Regions from separate parts of the Mus musculus genome. Here region 1 is linked to region 2. The links are chromatin loops, found by intact Hi-C in ENCODE. Cell type or tissue: left cerebral cortex. All regions are shown on one strand. Links, peaks and the distances in the headings refer to the core of each region. The heading gives the core; the rest is flanking DNA.

Region 1 (9,169 bases), core at 759-8,758, 1.9 Mb before region 2:
GGGGTGGGAGTGCTGCGTTTTGATGATGGTGAGTGGTCTTGATTTCTGTTAGTAGGATTCTTACGTTTGCCTTTCGCCATCTGGTAATCTCTGAAGCTAGCTGTTTTAGTTGTCACTGTTAAGAGCTTGTTCTTCAGGTGACTCTGTTAGCCTCTATGAGCAGACCTGGAGGGTAGCACTCTCCTTAGTTTCAGTGGGCAGAGTATTCTCTGCAGGCAAGCTCTCTTCTTGCAAGGCAGGTACCCAGATATCTGGTGTTCGAACCAGACTCCTGGCAGAAGTTGTGTCCCACTCACTAGAGGTCTTAGGATCACGTGTGGAATCCTGTGTGGGCCCTTGCGGGTGTCAGGCGACTCAGCTGGCAAGGTAGCCGGGGCTCGAGTGGAGTGGAAGGGGTTTGTGCCCCAGATCAAGCCCGGGTAGCCTGCTTCCCTATGTACTGCAGTCTCAAGTTCCGCGCGATTGGATTGGGGCAGGCGCTGTGTTCCACTCACCGGAGGTCTTAGGGTCCCGTGGGGAGTCCTGTGTGGGCCCTTGCGGGTGTTGGGCAAGACTCTGCTGGCAAGGAAGCCCGGGGCTCGAGTCGAGCGGAAGGGACTTGTGCCCCAGATCAGGCCCGGGTAGCCTGCTTCCCTATGTACCGCAGTCTCAAGTTCCGCACGATTGGATTGGGGCAGGCGCTGTGTTCCACTCACCAGAGGTCTTAGGATCCCGTGGGGAGTCCCGTGTGGGCCCTTGCGGATGTTGGGCAAGACTCTGCTGGCAAGGTAGCCCGGGGCGAAGCGATGACTCTTGAATGTAAGGATGAGGAGTGGCCACTCTCAAGTATTTCGGTGCCATTTCAGGGTCTGAATCAAACCAGATATTCATGAAAGACAGGTTTAAAGGAGGGTGACATGGTCTGGTGTAGCTTTTGTGGCTTGCTAACAAAAAAAAAAAAAAAAAAAAAAATCTTTATTTATTACCAGCAGGTGGCGCACTAGCCTCACGTTTTAAATCTCCCCAGCTTTGTGATTTTTGTTGTAACTCACTAATTGGGCTGTTAAGGGAGGAGATGATAATTTAGGCACTGTTTACAGAAGAAAGCTGATTTAACCTTCAGCTTTTCTATAAGCGTTTTCTTTTTTCGATCGCAGCGTTCCAACCGAAATTTGCTAAAGTAAAATGGAAGACCTCAACTTTAAAAAATGATTGGAGTGAAATGAAAATATAAGCTAGGGCATCAAGTTAGGAACAGGGGCGAAATGTGAGTCGTGAAATCAACACTTCGGGACGGTAATGGCACCATAGCAGCTACAGCCACACACCACACAAGCAGCTCCTCGCAAGCAAAACGCAGACCCCCGTTTGTGACTGAGCTGGAACACTGAGGGGATAAGCAAGGCTCTGAACGCAGTGCGCCTTCTTTGCCAGCTGGCGCAAGTTCCGAAAACTAGAACCCGGGCAAAAAACGTTCCACCACACATCACTGTGAACGCGACCCGGTGACACTTTCACAAACTGAGAACCAGTGAAGACAGAGAAGCAAGTAAAAAAGGAGTGGCCTGGGTTGACAGATAGTCTTTGATGCATGAGATATGGGTGGGGGGGGGGATAATTCTCGAGGAGAGAAAGTGATGGGGCTCACAGTCCCCGCAGCTCAGGGAAGTGAAGCAGAAGTTGTCCTGACAGCTAACGGTGCAGGGCATGCCTGCCTGCGGGCGCTGCCTGTGTGGCCAGGGCTGGATGTGCTCTGCTCGAAGTTTGTCTACATTTGAACATGAGTCCTTCAGCAAAGGGTATCATGAGAGACAGCGCCTTTAAGCCAGCTTTGTTCTTAAAATACTTCATTAGCATGAGATAATATTAGACATAGCAACACAGATAAAAACAGATTACGCAAAGAATAGCAATACTTATTTGGGGAAAACACCCAACGGGAGTTTCATGTGTCACAGTGAACTGTGGGCACATTCAAATTGTTGAGGCCAGGATACATTGTTTTGTAGTTGTCTTTTCTACTTCTTTGCTCCCATCCATTACTCCCCTACATCATCCTTCTGTCTCCTTAACTCGTTCTTTCCCTCACCCCTTTTTCTTTTGGGGGAGGCAGGGTTTGATGTAGCCCAGGCTGGCCTAAAGCTCACTATGTAACCGAGATGACCCTGAACTTCTCATCTCTCTGACTCTACCTCTCAACTGTGGGTCTCTGGTTGTATCTCCATAGTCCGGTTTCCTGACTTAACTTAGGGCTGCAAGCAAGGACAACTTCTCTACCAACCGTGCACCTCCAGTAGGAAGGGAAGATTTTAAAAAGACAAAACTAAAGAGGATCTACCAGATGTTATGAAGCAATCACCCTGGCTGAAGGGGTTAGCAGCAGGACACCTCCGGCAGAAGGGGAACTGCTAGCTCCTGGGCAGGTGTCCCCAGAGTGGTACTGTTTGTGAAGGCTGTGGTGGCTTCTATGTGGGGAGAGTAGTCCTGGCAGAGTCTTTCCTGATGGTTTCCGGCAGGCAGCCATGCCTTAGATCCTTTCCTGCACAGCCTCCGGGGTTCATCCACTCTGTGTTGTCAGGGTCGGGAGAGGCATCTGTTTGATTCTGACAGCTTTCACTTTGCTTTTGTAGAGAAGAGCGAGGGCACCTTGCCTAGCTCGCCAATCATGTTACACAGGCGGTACTAAGCACTTCACATAAAAATCGAGAGCCTAGTCCCATGGCTACTTCTTCAAAACACCCCCAAATCTAAGGCTCAGAGGTCATTGCAGAAGAGGGGGCTGTTAGACTTAGTGTGTTTAAGAATCCTAGGACCAGTGGACCCACAGATTCCCAGTGAAAAGATCCTCTTGAAGACGTTCAGTGATGTTTCATCAGATGAAACACCTCTTAGGCCTTTCAGGTACAGGCAAATGAGGCCCATCTACTGCAGGGTCACTCCAGATTTGGAAGACAGCCTTGCCTTGAGTAAACCTGGTAAATATTCACTGAGAAAATTGAAATTAAAGTGTGTACTGTGCACCAGCAGTGGTCTGTAATCTAAGGTTATTTCAATATATGCACAGACTTGTAAGTTTTACTGTGTCTTTCAGTTTCTATTTAAGGAATAAGTGGACTTAGGCTGCGGATGTGTGTGGTGCTGCAGGCACACCTTTTGGCCGGCACGGGCTTTGAGAGAGCTGTTAATTCCAGTGAACTTCTTGCTGGCTGGGTAAAAAAAAAAAAAACAAAAAAACGGGGAAATAAAATAGGCCCAATTTTATTTAGTTTACACTGATAGACGTGAATCTAGCAAGAGTCCACACCATTGAATCCTTCTTAACGTTTCCTTCCATTCAGACTTAGGGTTTTGTATGGGTTATATGTGAAGTATTTGCTAATAAAAGAAGCCAAACAGTGTAGGAAATTAAGCTTTGCAACCCCTCCCCTGCACTGTTCAAGCTGGGATCCGAATGCAAACACTGAGGGGATATTAGAAATCCATGCAAGGAACTGTGGCTTTTAGAGATTGTCTTCCTGTGCTTCTACGAGCATTCATTATTTCCTTGGCTGTTGAACTGACTCTATATTCAGCTACTAAACACGCTGGTCAAACGTCCTGCTCACGGCTGACAAGTAGCTCCGTTTCCTGACAACATGACCAGCACTGTTGTTTGATGTTCCGTCCGGAGCAGAATTAATTTTCTCCCAGGAGGTCCCGACGGTGAGATAGATCGCACATGCACAGGGTCCACCGGATGGTGGGGCCGCCTTGCACATTGGCATTTTATCTGTAATCAGATACTTTATCGACACGGATCCTGTCAATTCCCCCCAAATAAGTTGGCTTTATTAATACAGGTTGCTCTTCCTTTTGCAGTAATGAGCTCCACCATGGCCGGCTGCTCAAAGAACCAGGAAAAAGCAAAGCCCGGGATCTGTCATTACACAGGGCAGGGGAATCGGATGCGGCTTTTAACTCCAGGCCACTGATGCTAATTCTTGGTAGCTTGCCTGACTTGCCTGGAGCAACTGAAAACATCAACTTAGCTTTATTCAGGCTAATTATCAGCCTGTGCAGTGGTCCTAAATTTGAGAAATGATTGACAGCCTGATACATATTCTCAAGTTCACACTCATTAGCACACAGTGTCTCAGGTCTGGTCTGCCCCCAAGACATGTATGGAAGCCGGCAACCCACTGAGCTCAGACAGTGCTGGGAAGAAGGACTCATCCCTTAGGTGTCCTGGGCTCTCTTCCCACACTGTCCGCATCTGCATAGAACAAGGGCTGGGTGTGACCTGGTTTGACCTGCATCTGTGCACAGAGGCAGCTTAGTCTAGACACTGTCTGTTCTGAATCAGCAGTCACTTTATCACAGGGCTGGGTCTCTTTGTTGATGAATTCCTTTGAATAACCAAGTGTGTTGAACATTTGTTACATTAAAAAAAAACAAAAAACAAAAAACAAAACTATGTGTGAGGGTTGCCCATCATCGTCCTTCCCATCTTAGAAAGCCTGACACTTGCTCTGTAGGTGTTATTCTATCCTTTTCCTTCAAATTATAAACCTCTCCTCTCCTCTCCTCTCCTCTCCTCTCCTCTCCTCTCCTCTCCTCTCCTCTCCTCTCCTCTCCTCTCCTCTCCTCTCCTCTCCTCTCCTCTCCTCTCCTCCCTCCCTCCCTCCCTCCCTCCTTCCTTTCTCTTTTTTTTAAAGTATAGAATAGAGTTGATTCAGGGCATGGGGAGGGGAGTTGAGAGAACAGCAGAGAGAGAGAGAGAGAGAGAGAGAGAGAGAGAGGGGGGAGAGAGAGAGAAAGAAGAGAAGAGAAGAAAAGAGAAGAGAAGAGAAGAGAAGAGAAGAGAAGAGAAGAGAAGAGAAGAGTGAGGGAGTAGAGGACTTGGCTGAGAGCACTTGGAGAGAGATGGGGAGGGGAATGGAGAGAGAGAACCTCTATTTTCCACTGGGTGAAACACCATTATTTTGTGCCTGTCATTGTTTTGGGGCTTCTAATGCTTTGTTGTACAACTAAACCTGTGATAAAATTAAAATCCCCATAAACGAGCTGCCAGGAGGTGCATCTGAGAACACGGTTGATGTCACAGGTGTGCCAAATGTTACATCTTTGTCAGGAAAATAGACTTGAAATTGTATAGCAGGGTGACTTTTCCTGGGGCGGAGGAAAGCTGCAATTCGTAGGTCTCTGCTCCTTCCCAAGAATGGATTTCCTGCTTCCGGATCCCAAGAGACTCCTTGTACCCGCTAGGGAAAGCGTCCTCACCACAGAGGCTCCTGTTGCCCAAGGAGTGCTTCACCCAGCCTTGGCTTTTCAGTGGAGAGAGGGCCACAGCACCATCTCTGCAGTGCTTAGGACCTGATCCTGCCGTTTCCTCAGAGCACTGCAGGAAAGAATGTCACTGTGGTCTAACTTCCCACACTCTTAGCAGAGCCTCTCTGTCTACTTTTCTTCATCTTCCATCACCCAACACCGGCCTCCCGTTCTCCATGGAGACATGGCGGAAGCTTGAGCTTCACCCACCCCTTTCCCGTCCGCAGTCAGAACAGCAGAGTTCTGTCACGTGGTTTTGCTAGTTGGAGGCAGCAGACAAAATTCTGACCAGGGATATTTTTTGTTTGCCCTGTATAGTGTTGTAAAAATTAGAATGTTTCACCCAAACCATCTGGATTTTCAGCTTCTTTGTAAAAAGGAGAAGATGTGTTAGTCTTAGAAGGTATTTCTAGAAGACTGTCAGCAGCTGAAGTGCAGCCAACTTTGATGGCTGTGTGGGAAGACATCGCCCTCCAGCACCTTCTGCTTTTCCAGCTTTGGCATTTGACTTCTTGCTTGATACTGTAAAGAAGAAGAAAAGCTTTCCAGATCAGATCAGACCCACCTTACAACGGAGGCTTAGCAGAAACTACAGCGAACCAAACAAAACCCTCAAGTGAGCCCTTCGCTGGCATTTAGACTTCCCGTGTCTTCCTGCTTTGGCACATAAGGCTTCCAAATGTGAAGATGGAAGAAGAGGGACGATTCAAACACCTGTAGCCTCTTTTCAGTGGGGCATACAGGTCTCCTTCTTCTGGGGCTGCCACTGTCCCCCGACTTCTATTTAGAATACTTTAGACACCTACCCCTGCAGATGCTTTTCATAGTCCTGTGGAGCCTGACTAGACACTCACAGCCTTGTCAGAGGTCTCTTCTGTGGAATGATCCTCCCAGGATTTGCCATGTTAACAAACCATACCGTGCTCAGTACTGCGAGTTCACAGACAGCCCTTTTGTCTAGGAGCATTGACTGTCATGCCTGGGAGTAAATTTTCTATGTAATCTCCACACAGGGCTGAGTGTGTCCCAAAGGCTGCTCTGTCATCTTATGGCTGTAAAGGGCACTCACTGTTTGTGTCATAGTCCATGTGGACCGAACACACACTCCCAGCCGATACTCTAATAGCTGGGACAGCCTGCAGAGGTGACAGTCACATGGGATGATATTCAGCGGCTGATCAGGGCTGCTAGGCTGTGATAGAAAGAAGATGTGGGTGTGCTCAAGGAGCTGGAGTGAGATGAGGGTATGGGCTCCACTGGAGAGACTTTCAAACTCATCTGCTTCTCCTGGTCCCCACACCCATGTGCCCAGAGGAAGAAGTAGCCTTTTGCCTCGCCTTAAAGCAAACAAGGAGGCTTGCAGAATGTGCAGCTTGAAGACCCCGGCTTTCAACATGGAGATGCCAGTGACAGGTACCTTAGCGTGTAGCTGACATGTGTTCAACGCAAGCCCACCCGAGGCTCAGCTCACTGTCAGTGTGAACAGATGGTGACACAGACTCCACAGGGTGGGTATGCCCAAAAGACGGTGTCCACAAAGCAGAAGCGTTTGTAGAGTGGCCATCATGACCAGTGAGAGAACGGACTGGGGGTGATGGGCCATGGTTACACAGTCACCGTGTCACTGAACGACTCTACACATAGTTCCCAAGATGGCTGAAACAAACATCTGTTTACCATGTGAACCGATATTTACTCAGATACCTTGATATCTCATATGTGAGAATCCTTTTCTGAGGCTCGATTAGAAGCAACTTGCTTCCTAGGCAGCCACCACTGGCTGAACGTGCAGTGCCCTGGCTAGTATCTCACGCTGTCTTCTAGGTTGGTCAGCCATTAACCCTTTCAAGCCCCGTCTATTTCAAGCGTACCCCGAACATAACATCCCCGCAGAGGAACCAAGAATTAGCTGAGATGCCTGTTAGGACACAGGAGGCGTTAGGTTTAGGTTTGCCGTCTCAGCTGCCACCCTGGTCCTAAGTTGTTCCTCCCTAACCACCCTGCAGGGGGCAGTGTAACACCGGGGCTGACGGCCAACCAAGGCGGGGGTCCTGACTTAGCTGTGTGTGTGACTTCAGGCAAAGTGCTTCAATTCCCTGCTTCTCAGAATCATTCTCTGTAAAAAAGCTGAAAATGATAGTATTTGAGTTTAAGATGAGACCTGACATTTAAAGCGTTTGGCACAGAGCCTGGCCCTCGTTGTGCACCAGCATTGTTTTTTCGGGTCATTACTACCATCCTTCATAGGGCCACGGAGGTAGAATTTATTAGCTTCGATGATGAGGCCCATGTCTGTCCCCCCAGAAATCTGGACAGTCTCTTTGAAACACTCCTTGCCACTGTCCTTGTTCTTTTTGGTGATTGAAGGCCTTCAGTTTAGTCGGCCTGAGAATAAAGAGTGGCTCTTCAGCAGGGGAGGCAGAGCGGGAGGCAGAGGAGGGATAGGAGGAGGGATAGCCACAGAATTCCACCCGACTCTGGATCTTTTTAACCCACAGTCTCCTGCTGATTCCTTTGAGATGGGTCCTCCCCCAAATTCTAGGTATCTGGTCACCATCCTCCAAAATAACTGGATGGCTTTGATCCTGTCCTCTCTATTCTAACCATCAGCTTTCCCTTTAACCAGTTGATTGGAGAGGGGTGGCTCAAATCACAGGAGGCTCGGAGTCTCTCTCCTGATGGTCTCTGTAACACTGGCCTGGTTATCCCATCACTCGGGCATCTGTGCCTCCTCCTGCAGTCTCTGGATTCCTTCTGGGTTGTCAAAAGTGAACTATAAAAGATCAGGGGAGAGAGTACCTTAGTATAATATTTTTTATATTACCTCAAGTCAAATGTTCTCGGGAAACAAGACTATTTTAAACCAAGAACAGCAAGTAATAGCTTCCTGCAGGAAAGACTAATTTACCAAAATTTGATGACCCTTAAAATCAGGTAGCCGCTCCACAGCTGTGAATCACCTCAGGCCAGCTTCTCTGTGATGACTGACAGAAAATCTGATGACTTTCAGCAGCAAGGGCTGTTCATCGCTCATCTCATCCTGCTGGCTGTATTTACAAAGACACACCTAGAGAGAGGGGGAGGGGAGAGAGGGAGAGAGAGAGAGAGAGAGAGAGAGAGAGAGAGAGAGAGAGAGAGAGAGAGAGAGAGAGAGAGAGAGAATTCCAGGGACTGCTGAAGAGTGTCCCCAGTAGTGACACATGTAGTTTTCACTCAGACGTTGTTATTTATAAAAGTCTCTCGCCATGCCAACACTAGCTAGGTCAATGCTGGGGACACAGGTTACATCTCCATAGCAACACGCATGGCTGGGACTTGTGTTTACATAGGGACCAAGCAGGGGAGAGAGAACTTCTGACCTCTGCTTATGTCGGTTCTGTGCAGTGTGATCTCTGAAAACAATTTTCAGAACTTATGACACCTCACATATGCAACTACTCAAGTCTGAGTTCGAAGTCACGAGACCAAGCAAGCTGGACGAGTAGAGGGGCTTCTGCTGTCTGTGGCTGGCTATACACGCTGACCCCCACCGCCACCCCGACTCCCATCTCCCCTTTGGGATTTTGTCCTGTGTTACTTGTCTACTCCCTTTTAGATGAGAGTTCCACAGACCACTCTACGCTTCCCCTCTCCTCGTTCCGAGGCTTCTCCACACTGCTGCGCACGGCAGCACGGGTCTTGTTCTAAGTTGAGTGGTTCTAACCACTCAGCTTTTGTCCTTTGCCTCGCGGCTCAGAACGCAGCCTCTACTGCTGGGTACTAGTAGAACACGGCAGACTACAAAAGCCACCAAGTCCCGCTGCTTCCCTTTCCAGTGGTGTGAACCTGACCTCATCTGAACCTCTCTTGCCAGCAGCTCTGTCTGACCAACCATTTGGCGCAC
Region 2 (9,169 bases), core at 420-8,419:
CGTTGATTTTTGTCCCAGGACTTTGATGTGATATCTCAATCGTCTTCAAAGTGAGTACCAAGGAACAAAGATGGGTTCCGATCCTGTCTTTAGATATTTCATCTATTTGAGTTTATTTTATTTTAGTACACTGTCAGATAAAGGTCAACTGATATTCGATGATCTGAGCACTATCTGTTGAACTTTCGTGCACCATTGTTGAAACGTACCCTGGTGTATTTGTTTAGCTTTGTTTTCCAGACCCTGTATTATTACATCATTTAATGTACACACTACACCATAACTCTCTTCATGGGGATAGGCTTATGACTTTAAATGAGAAGGTATCCGGGCCCCAACTTGGTTACCATGCCCAGTATTTATTAGCAGTGATATTTTAGTCTTGTTGCCAACTGACTTGGTATAGGATCATGAGAGACTGAGGATTGTGTCCCCGAGTTTTTTAGAGAGGATCAGCTGATGGGAAAAGACTCAGCCTGAAGGCTGGTGGAAAGATCCACAGGCTGGAGACCTGGATGCTGTAGAAGAGGAAACAGCAAAGATGCTGGCAGCAGAATGAACACCCTCAGGACCAGGAGCTGAGGAACTCTGCTATTTTGAGTAAACTAATGGAGGTGATACAGATAGAGTTCTTGGGGGGTGTTTGGGAGCAGGTGACTCTCTCTACAATATGTATAGAAGTGTATACACAGCCCAATGCTTTATTAAAGTTTCCTTTAGTATGTTTCTTAAAGTGATTGTTTTCAGAACAAAAGAAAACAGTGTAACAAATCTGGTAGGCTATTGTAAATTCTGAAAGGTTTTCATATAGTTTGTTAAATTTCAGACATGGGCACTTTCCTCTAGTCTTCACTTTTTTATGAGCATCATAATCCACACAGCAAGAGTTACAACAGTTCAGAGGTTTCTAGAATTCCTTTTGACTTTTTAACCTATTTAATTATCGATGGTTTTCATGTTTCTCTTTTACAAAATTAGGAGTAATAATTATTCCAAATGAAAGCTGCCAATTCCAGTCAAAATGCCGTAAGTTTACAAAGTAAGCAGCCCTCTTTCACAGACACGAAAGACAGAGAAAGTGTCAAAGAACAAAGGAAGAAGGAGGTAGTTATAAAGACAGTAAATGCACAAAATAAACATGTTTATATTGAGTAAGAACTTTTGACAAATTATGAAATAGAACAATAAAATGGTATACTTATTTGGGAATATAACATTATTAGTTTTTCACCATATAATTGAAAACATCAAATTTGATGTTTCTGTTTTAATTCATATACCAGATGCTCCTACAAACTTTTGAAAGTGAAAAGGATCATTAAGATTATTACATGAAAGTTATTGCTTATAACCCATGAAAATATGCAATGAAATGTAGTTAAATCTCTCATCTTACAAGCAAAAAAGAATAAAGATTTTAGTGTTTGAGAATGTTTTTTCTCTCATACTTAGATGATTCCCAGTTGAAGTTCTTAGATTACATTTGTGGCATCTCTCTGGAATGTGGGGAACTTTGGGGAACAACTTGGGCACCATCCCCACCCACCCTAGCAGCTCAGAGACCTCTGTGCTGCTGTGACTCACTGCTTAGATGGAATGACACCACCACTAGCCAATAACTCCCCTCCCTTTTATTTGATATTCATTTCTCAGTCTGCCTACCCTGTAGGTCTAATGTAAGAAAGACGGGCACAGAGGCACCTCTTCCTGGAAGGCAGTTAATTACTTAAAGCTGAGACTTGTCATTTTAACTCTGATCTAAATCTAAGAGGTCCCTCCCCTTCACCTCCTTCACCATAGCCATTAGCAAAGAACCACACGTGGGGAAAGCACACATAGCACACACTAAGAAGAGCTGGCCACAGTGTATGGCCACAGCACAGTACACGAGGGACATGATAAGGAGTTCAGTTGGGGCTAATTATTACCCCCCTTCCATTCATCTAACTGGATCTCCTCAAGGAATCAGGGCCAAGAATCTGCTAGATGAGGAGTACTTCTGTCTCTGTAAACTTCAAGGCAGTATGGGTGTGGGCCACAGCACTGCCTCATCAGTGTGTGTGCGCACTCTCAAGTGCGTGTGTGTGGGGGGGCAGGGGGTTCATACACAAATGTCTATACTTATGACCTCTGACTGAATGGTCAGTTCTTAACTTGCAATGGTTTGCTTCTGTGAGGCAGGATATTTAGCAATGTCAGTGAATAATAGCACAGTGGCTAAGTCCTGGTGCTGTTAACTTTTACCTACTGAGGTTGCAGTGCTACTGAGTGAGCATTTACCAAAGCAATCCTAGTTGCCTGTTTCCAAATTTTTAAGGGGGCTAGGCTGAGAATCTCTAATAATTCCCTAAGGGTGGTGGTTCTGTTGGTTTGTTTTTAATGTTTCACAATGACTTGAAAATCCATCAAACTTAAGCCTATTTAACTCAAAATGAATCACTGTGCAAGTGAGAGACCCTTAGCCTGGTTGGACAGTGCTCTGACTGATGCCTTCAAGAACTACAATATACTCTTACTCTCAGGGCTTTCAAGTGGATGCTAGGTCCTGTCCTGCCTAAGATTTTTCTGCCCTATATTTTCATAATATCGATCTCATTTGCACCACCAAACCTTAAATGAAAATTCTAAAGACATAACAGTCTCCTTTCCAATATACCACGGAGTGTTTAAAAACATAGGCCATAGGTAAGAGGAAAAATCAGTGTAAACCGATGGACAAGTATCTACCATCACTACTTGGCTCTACATGGCTGTTCCACATCAACTCCATATTGGTACTTTCAATTCTTTATATGGAGGAACTTGAGGTTTAGAAACAGCGAAATGCATGCTTACAAAGTAAGACACCCCATGATATCTGACCTGGGTACCATCCCATGACATCCTCTCAGGTAGTCACCATCCATTTGAAGACAGTGTGGCCTTCTATTCTACAGGTAGGGTTTTCTACCATTTTCATTTTCTTACATGGTTTTACTCTATAGTTTCCTCAACAGGAGCAAAGAATTCCAGAGTTTATATCTCTACTGGGAAGAATTCAGAGGCCTCAGAAGCAAATGCTAGGAAACCTGAAAAATACCCTCAGATGTGAACCCTCAGAAGGGTCAAATGGTAAGCCTGCAATAACATGAGGATAAACTTATTTCCCATTTCCCTGTTTAATCAGAGGGCAGCATAAAAGCACTGGGCTAGAGCAACTGCCTGACATGCATTCCTTAATTGTGACATACTTACAAATAAACTCTAAGATCGCAACATTTATCACCTTGGCTTCTCTTTTGCTTACATTGGTTCTGTAAGAGTTAAGTATTTTCTGATCATCGACTAGAAGCCCAGATAGAAACCAGAAAGAGGAAAGGAAACTCATTGCCTTTAAATAGAAGTGGCTCCAGTTTCGGTCTAGGAGCCTGAAGGGTTGTTGTACATATTAAAATTGCTGTAGAGCTCACTCCCTGGCCACAGAATCCCCCCATCCTATCCAACACCCCCCACTACCACTGCTGAAGATGTTAGTTAGTCTCTGGGGAAAGCAGTTAGGAAAGGATGTCTTTCAGTGGCTTGTACTCTGAAGGCGCTGGCTCTTCCATCCCTGCATACAATATCCTTAAACTTTGGCTCAATGCCAGAAACTGAGGCTTCTGCCTCTTTTCATTGGCGTCTAGTTTATCGATAGCGAAATAATACCGCATGGAACTAGTTGGCCACGTAGTGGGAAGTCAAGCCTTCTAATACCTCGTTTGTCCTAGATAATTTTAAGCTTTATCCAGAGTGCACTGCCAAGAATGTTAAATGAAGTACACAAGAGGAGAGCTTTAGGTATCTGGCATCAATATTAGTGGGAGGCTGCCATTTGACAATAATTTCCCTAGCACAGCAGACGGTAAAGAAAAATGTTTTCATTCATCCGCAAATGACTAACATTTTATTGATGTTTCGAAATGCGGCTGAATACTACCGCACTTTCAATTCCCGAGCGGGTTCTGAGAATTAAGCCTGAATACTAATCACATCAGTAGCTCCTGCTGCAAACCTCTCCGTTAATTGCTGAGCCTCGCAGGGAATCTTCTGCAGGGTGGTGATGTTGCTTAGAGGCTCCTGGATAGTCAGTCTGGGTGGTCCCGGGTGATGTGAATTGCTGGCCCTACCCCATCTATCCTTAGACAACGTGATAAATAAAAATAAAAAATAAAAAGCCACCTTGGGTACCACCAACATCTATGACTCCTGCCTGCCTCATCAAGAGCTCAGTCTGGGGAGGAAGCCGGATGCTGACCCCTGCAGAGATCCTTGCTTCAGTGCGCTCTGCCGCGGGGCCCTGCTGGCGTTCAGAAAAAAATAAAAGAATAAAATAAATAAATAAATAAATAAATAAATAAATAAATAAAGGAGTTCAAATGAGCACCAGTGAAAGACGAATGTGTTTTGTAAATACCGCTACAGGCGGAAGGTGGGGGAAACCAAGTGGTGAGGGTAAGTTATTTCTAACCACCAGCTTCCCAAACTCCTCATGGGCACTGGAATCGCTGTTCTGGATTCAGATTCTCTCATTGATTTGCAAATCGCCTGGAAGACCTCTAGGATCTTAGGGTTGAAAATGAGTGCCAGAAAGGGGGTGGGGGGGGGGGAAGAGTGGACTATGGGGTGACCCCCGTGCCTTGTACCCTGTTTTGCCCTGACCTGGGCGTAGGCTAGCAGATCCGCGGGACACTGCTTGCCCCTTGAGGGGTTGAGGTTACTGCTCAAAGGATGCAGGTCCACCCCAACTGGGAGGCGGTGAAAAAAAAAAATACAACTGGGACTCTTTAAAGCCGAGGAATGCCTTGGCTTCAACCGAATGCGCAAGCCTTCCGCCCAGTAGGCTCAAATGGGTTAAACTGCCTCTTACATAACAGGACCGCCTAGCTCCACACAATTAAAACACTGATTGCAGCCTCCTCCAACTCTGCATCCCAGTAAGGCCCGCCCATCCCTCCCGTTGCGCCTGCGTGTCGCGCGCTCCCGGGCCCAGCACGCGCCCTGCACACTCCATCTCCCTCTCACAAGTGGACACTCTGTGCTGACACCACACGCGCACACACACTCATGCGCAAGTTAGTATCAAGACGCACAGAGAAGGGCAGGCGTTCTCCAGTACGCACAGGCGGACTCACACACGCACTAGCTTTCGGTCGGCATGCCCGAATCACTATACTGTCCCCGTAAAGCAGCAGCGCCGCCACAATCCCTGCTTATCTCCAAGAGAGGGTGAAAAGAAATACCCCCACTAAAGGAAAAATAAGGAACGGAGGGAAGGAAACAGGAAGGGGAGAGAAGAGAGGAGAGGAGAGGAGAGGAGAGGAGAGGAGAGGAGAGGAGAGGAGAGGAGAGGGGAGGGGAGGGGAGGGGAGGGGAGGGGAGGGGAGGGGAGGGGAGAGGAGAGGAGAGGAGAGGAGAGGAGAGGAAGAGAGAGAAGAGAGAGCTAACTGGCAGTTTATTAACAGCGCTATTAGCTAGTCAGGATTAAAAAAAAAATACAAGACAACAACAAAAAAAGCCAACTCACTCAGTCTCAGGCGTCATGATGGCGCCGACCCCAACTTGAGCACTTTAAAGTCGGGGGCCCGAGGAGCCGAAAGCACCAGAGGGCAGGCCTGGCCCTTATGCCCTGACTTCCCAGCCCCGCGGCTCGCAAAGCTCTCTAGTTCGCGCTGCCAAGCCGGACTAGACCTCGGCGTATCCTCAGTCGCCCTAGCTTCCCAGTCCCTCTTCTTTCCTCTTTTTGATCTATCTCTTTCGCTTCTCCGGCCCCCCTCCCTGCCTGGTCCTCCATCCCTGGGCGGGGTTGCTACGGAAACGGCCGCTTGGCAACGCGCGCGAGCCCGGGGGCCGCCGGCCGCTGCTGCGCCCCGCGCTGCCTGCGCCGCCTCCCGCGCTCTGCTCGCAGCCTCGCAGGACGGTGTGCGGCCGCCAGGGATTAGCCACGCTCCGGACGCGGCCGGGCGCCCCGAAGGAGGTGGAGCGCGGTGCCAGGGGGCGGGAGGGGAGGGAGGGAAGGCAAGCTGCAGAGGAGCAGAAAGGAGGCGAGGCCGGGGAAAGAGGGAAACTACGCCCGACAACTAGGGAGGGGGCGAGAAAGAGAAGAAACCCACCCACCCACTCAGAAAAAGGAAAAGAGGAAAAAAAATCTCGTGTGGCGCGCCGCCTGGTTATCGGGCAGCCTCGCCAGCAGCAGGGGGTGGGAGCCGACGCTGCCGGAGAGCGAGCAGCCTGGCAGGCACGGACATGGTGCTCCTGGCGCAGGGCGCTTGTTGCTCGAACCAGTGGCTGGCGGCGGTGCTTCTGAGCCTGTGCTCTTGCCTCCCGGCCGGGCAGAGCGTGGACTTCCCTTGGGCGGCCGTGGACAACATGCTGGTGAGGAAAGGTGACACAGCGGTGCTCAGGTAGGGACCGCGCGCCCTCTCTACACTTGCCTCAGTCTGTCTTTCCGTCCCTTTCCCTCTCTGCACCTTGCTTTACACCCAGAGTGAATCCTGCTGTTGCTCACGAGCAAAAACACCACACCTCAGGCTAGCCACGCATGACCCTTCCTGGGCTTCTCGGACCCCGGGGCAGGGGTCTGGCTGGATTAGGGAGAGAGGGAAAAGCGCTTTCCAAGCAGCCCGGGCTTAGGAAGTGTGGGGCTTGAAGGAGGGGCAGGTGCCACTTTGGAGCCAGGTCTCCGCTCTGCTGCCAGCGGTACTCCAGGAGTCTGACAAGTTTACAGGGCTTGTTTCTGCTTCACTCCGTAAGCGACTTTTCTCAACTGCTGGCTCTGTGCTCCATTTATTTTCCCTCTCACTTGAACAGTAAGATCCAAATATTCCATTCAGCTTTTTTCCCCCTCCTGTAGCTGCTTTCCTTCTGTGTTTCCCTCTTCCTCTGTCCCCTATCCCATTTCTCCAACTCCCTCTTCAGTCACCCCTATTGCCTCCAGTCTCTGGTTTACTCCTATGCTATAGTGTTCCCAGTGTTTCCCTCACACCTTAGTTCCTGTCATTCCTTATTCTCCCTGTTTTTCCAGATTTCCCTTTCCACTAATTTCCGGTCCTCACCATAGCCCTTGTCTTCCCCTCCCAGACCATCATCTGTCTCCAGCTTTGCCTCCCATGCACTTTTCTGTCACACCCACACTCAAGGTCCAGTACCATATTCAGATCCCATAAATCTCGATTTTATGAGCACACTCCCTCTCAGCTCTCCCATCCTCTCATACACTGGCACTTCCCTCCTGTGAGAAATGATTCACACTCAGAACCCCCCCCCCCAGTGTTTAAAGGATGCACACTCCACACTCACTCCACACGTGCACCCCCCAACCCCCAACACACACTTCCCTTTCTCTTCTGTCTGTAGTTTTGCCTCTTGTCTTCCCCTATTTTCACTGAGCTGAGCATGAACAGAGTGTTTGTCGGTGAAAGGTCTCCCTAGCCTGTTTTCCTCAGAAGCCACACTACCAAGTATGCCCAGGGGAAGATTTCCTTTCCCATTGGATATAAATTGATGACCAGTCAAGCTTAGCGCTAAACAGGGCTCCCTGCCCTGCCTTGCTCTTCACTTCCCATAGACCCACCTACACTGTCCCCCTGCCTCCCCCCCCCAAAAAAAAAAACCTGGCTTGCTTTGCCAATATCCCTGGAAGATCTTCACTCTCTCCACTGGGTGGTAGTTTGCTTTTGAGTACAGATTACAGGGAGCCAGTATAATACATGCATGTCTAAGGTGGGGAAGAATGCTTATTTATGGTTGAAACAGGCAACGTTTTAAATTTAAGGATGTAGGTTTCAGGCATGACTTAAAGCTTTTTAATTGTTTTTGAGGCCAATTACACAGGACAATTTTAATATATGCTAATACCTTATTTTAAGAATATATTATTCTTGTTAAGTGTCGGAGAACACAAAAGTAATGCATTTCTGCTACAGTATAGAAGAATAACTTTTCATTTTGGACAAGGGTGAGGCGTGCTTTATCATGGAGCAGCTGAGAATTGAATACCTTTTTACTCATGTTCTTAGTTTCTTTGTAAGTTTGATCATCAGCTTTGGAGGCAAGCTCAGTTACAGAAACTGAAATGTGCGTGTGTTTGCAGTAGCAAATGGCTAAAATATGGCAAGCATTACCGTTTTCAGCCTGAAGGATTTGATCTCTCACTCACATTGTGGTGATAAATCTTGGCAATCCCCTTCGTAATGAGCAGTTTAATAAGTGTTACGGTCAACGGAAGTATCTATCGGGAGCCTGCTCTGCTTCCAGGAGACCTTCACTCTGACAGTGTAGATCTCCAGGCTTGTGGGGAGCATTCTTACAGTGCTGAGTTTGGTGTGCTTCTTGCTTGCTTACAGGCTTCAGACCTCATCCTTGTATGACGAACCTCGAGCTTTGTAGCATTTTAGAGAACTCTCGACTCTCGAAACTTCCCAGTGATATTGTCTATATTTTAAATATCGTCTTTGTCACTGGAAGCAAATTCTATCTGCTTTATTCTTTTACATCAATTTTACAATCCTATAGAAATTCTCTAATTATTGAACTTTTTGATCCCCCAAGATCTAGGGACAATTTTATCATTTATTTATAGAAGATTGCATGTTCATTAAAAACTTGACCATTGCTTTCAGTTTCCTGTGACTTCCTCAGCCTCAGGTATTGACTTTGCTCATGGGCTGATACAGGTGGGCTTGGGGAAGAGCAGATGGTGGCCAGCTCAGGGGACACCCTTTCACTGGAAGTAAATCCATCAGGATATATATATTCAATTTATTGCTGATGCTATCCTGTAACTCACTAGAAAAACAAAACTATACCCCACAAACATGTGGCCCATCCTTATCAAAGTGTGTGAATTGAATCCCTAAGAAAGCACTTACCAGGTCGATATGACAATCTACTGTCTTTTTTATTATTATTACAGCACAATCCTTAAAGCATCTCATTGAGAGTAGAGAGATAACTGTTAGCAAGTATCTTGGAGTGCTAAACCCTGGAGGTGCAGACATGCCAGTTAGGGATGGAGGTGCTCCTGACTGTGAATGAAGGGCCAGGTCAAAGGTCAGCTGGTCCACTTCTGTCTTCAAAGTGCCATGGAGTCCAGTGTTTACGAAAAGAATAGCAAACAACCTAAGCCTTCCCTTGAGTGGAGCTGTGACACAAA

Evidence for each region. A loop is a pair of places that touch in the nucleus more often than their neighbours do. Peaks named below come from ENCODE experiments on the same cell type or tissue, not always from the same donor. Only the 100,000 strongest peaks of a DNase experiment are listed, where the experiment ranks them.
Region 1: it touches region 2 in a loop (19-fold over the local background); 6 of 42 quality-filtered maps call a loop at or near these places.

What each region holds. Positions count from the first base shown.
Region 1 is chr3:154,645,925-154,655,093 of GRCm38, forward strand. No RefSeq gene overlaps it. Among named protein-coding and RNA genes, the nearest start is that of Tyw3, 53 kb to the left of the region's middle. In left cerebral cortex, for the core only: CTCF peaks have their summits at 981 (motif pointing right) and 7,288 (motif pointing right); DNase peaks (open chromatin) are centred at 1,061, 1,269, 1,344, 5,648 and 2 more places; H3K4me3 peaks cover 833 bases; H3K27ac peaks cover 1,603 bases.
Region 2 is chr3:156,555,934-156,565,102 of GRCm38, forward strand. Negr1 (neuronal growth regulator 1) reads left to right here and starts at 5,861. Exons shown (of 7, transcript NM_001039094.3): 1 at 5,861-6,419. The coding sequence starts at 6,262. 4930570G19Rik (RIKEN cDNA 4930570G19 gene) reads right to left here and starts at 5,754. Exons shown (of 4, transcript NR_040399.1): 1 at 5,543-5,754. In left cerebral cortex, for the core only: CTCF peaks have their summits at 6,077, 7,683 and 8,196; DNase peaks (open chromatin) are centred at 3,676, 4,065, 4,222, 4,425 and 7 more places; H3K4me3 peaks cover 5,349 bases; H3K27ac peaks cover 4,842 bases.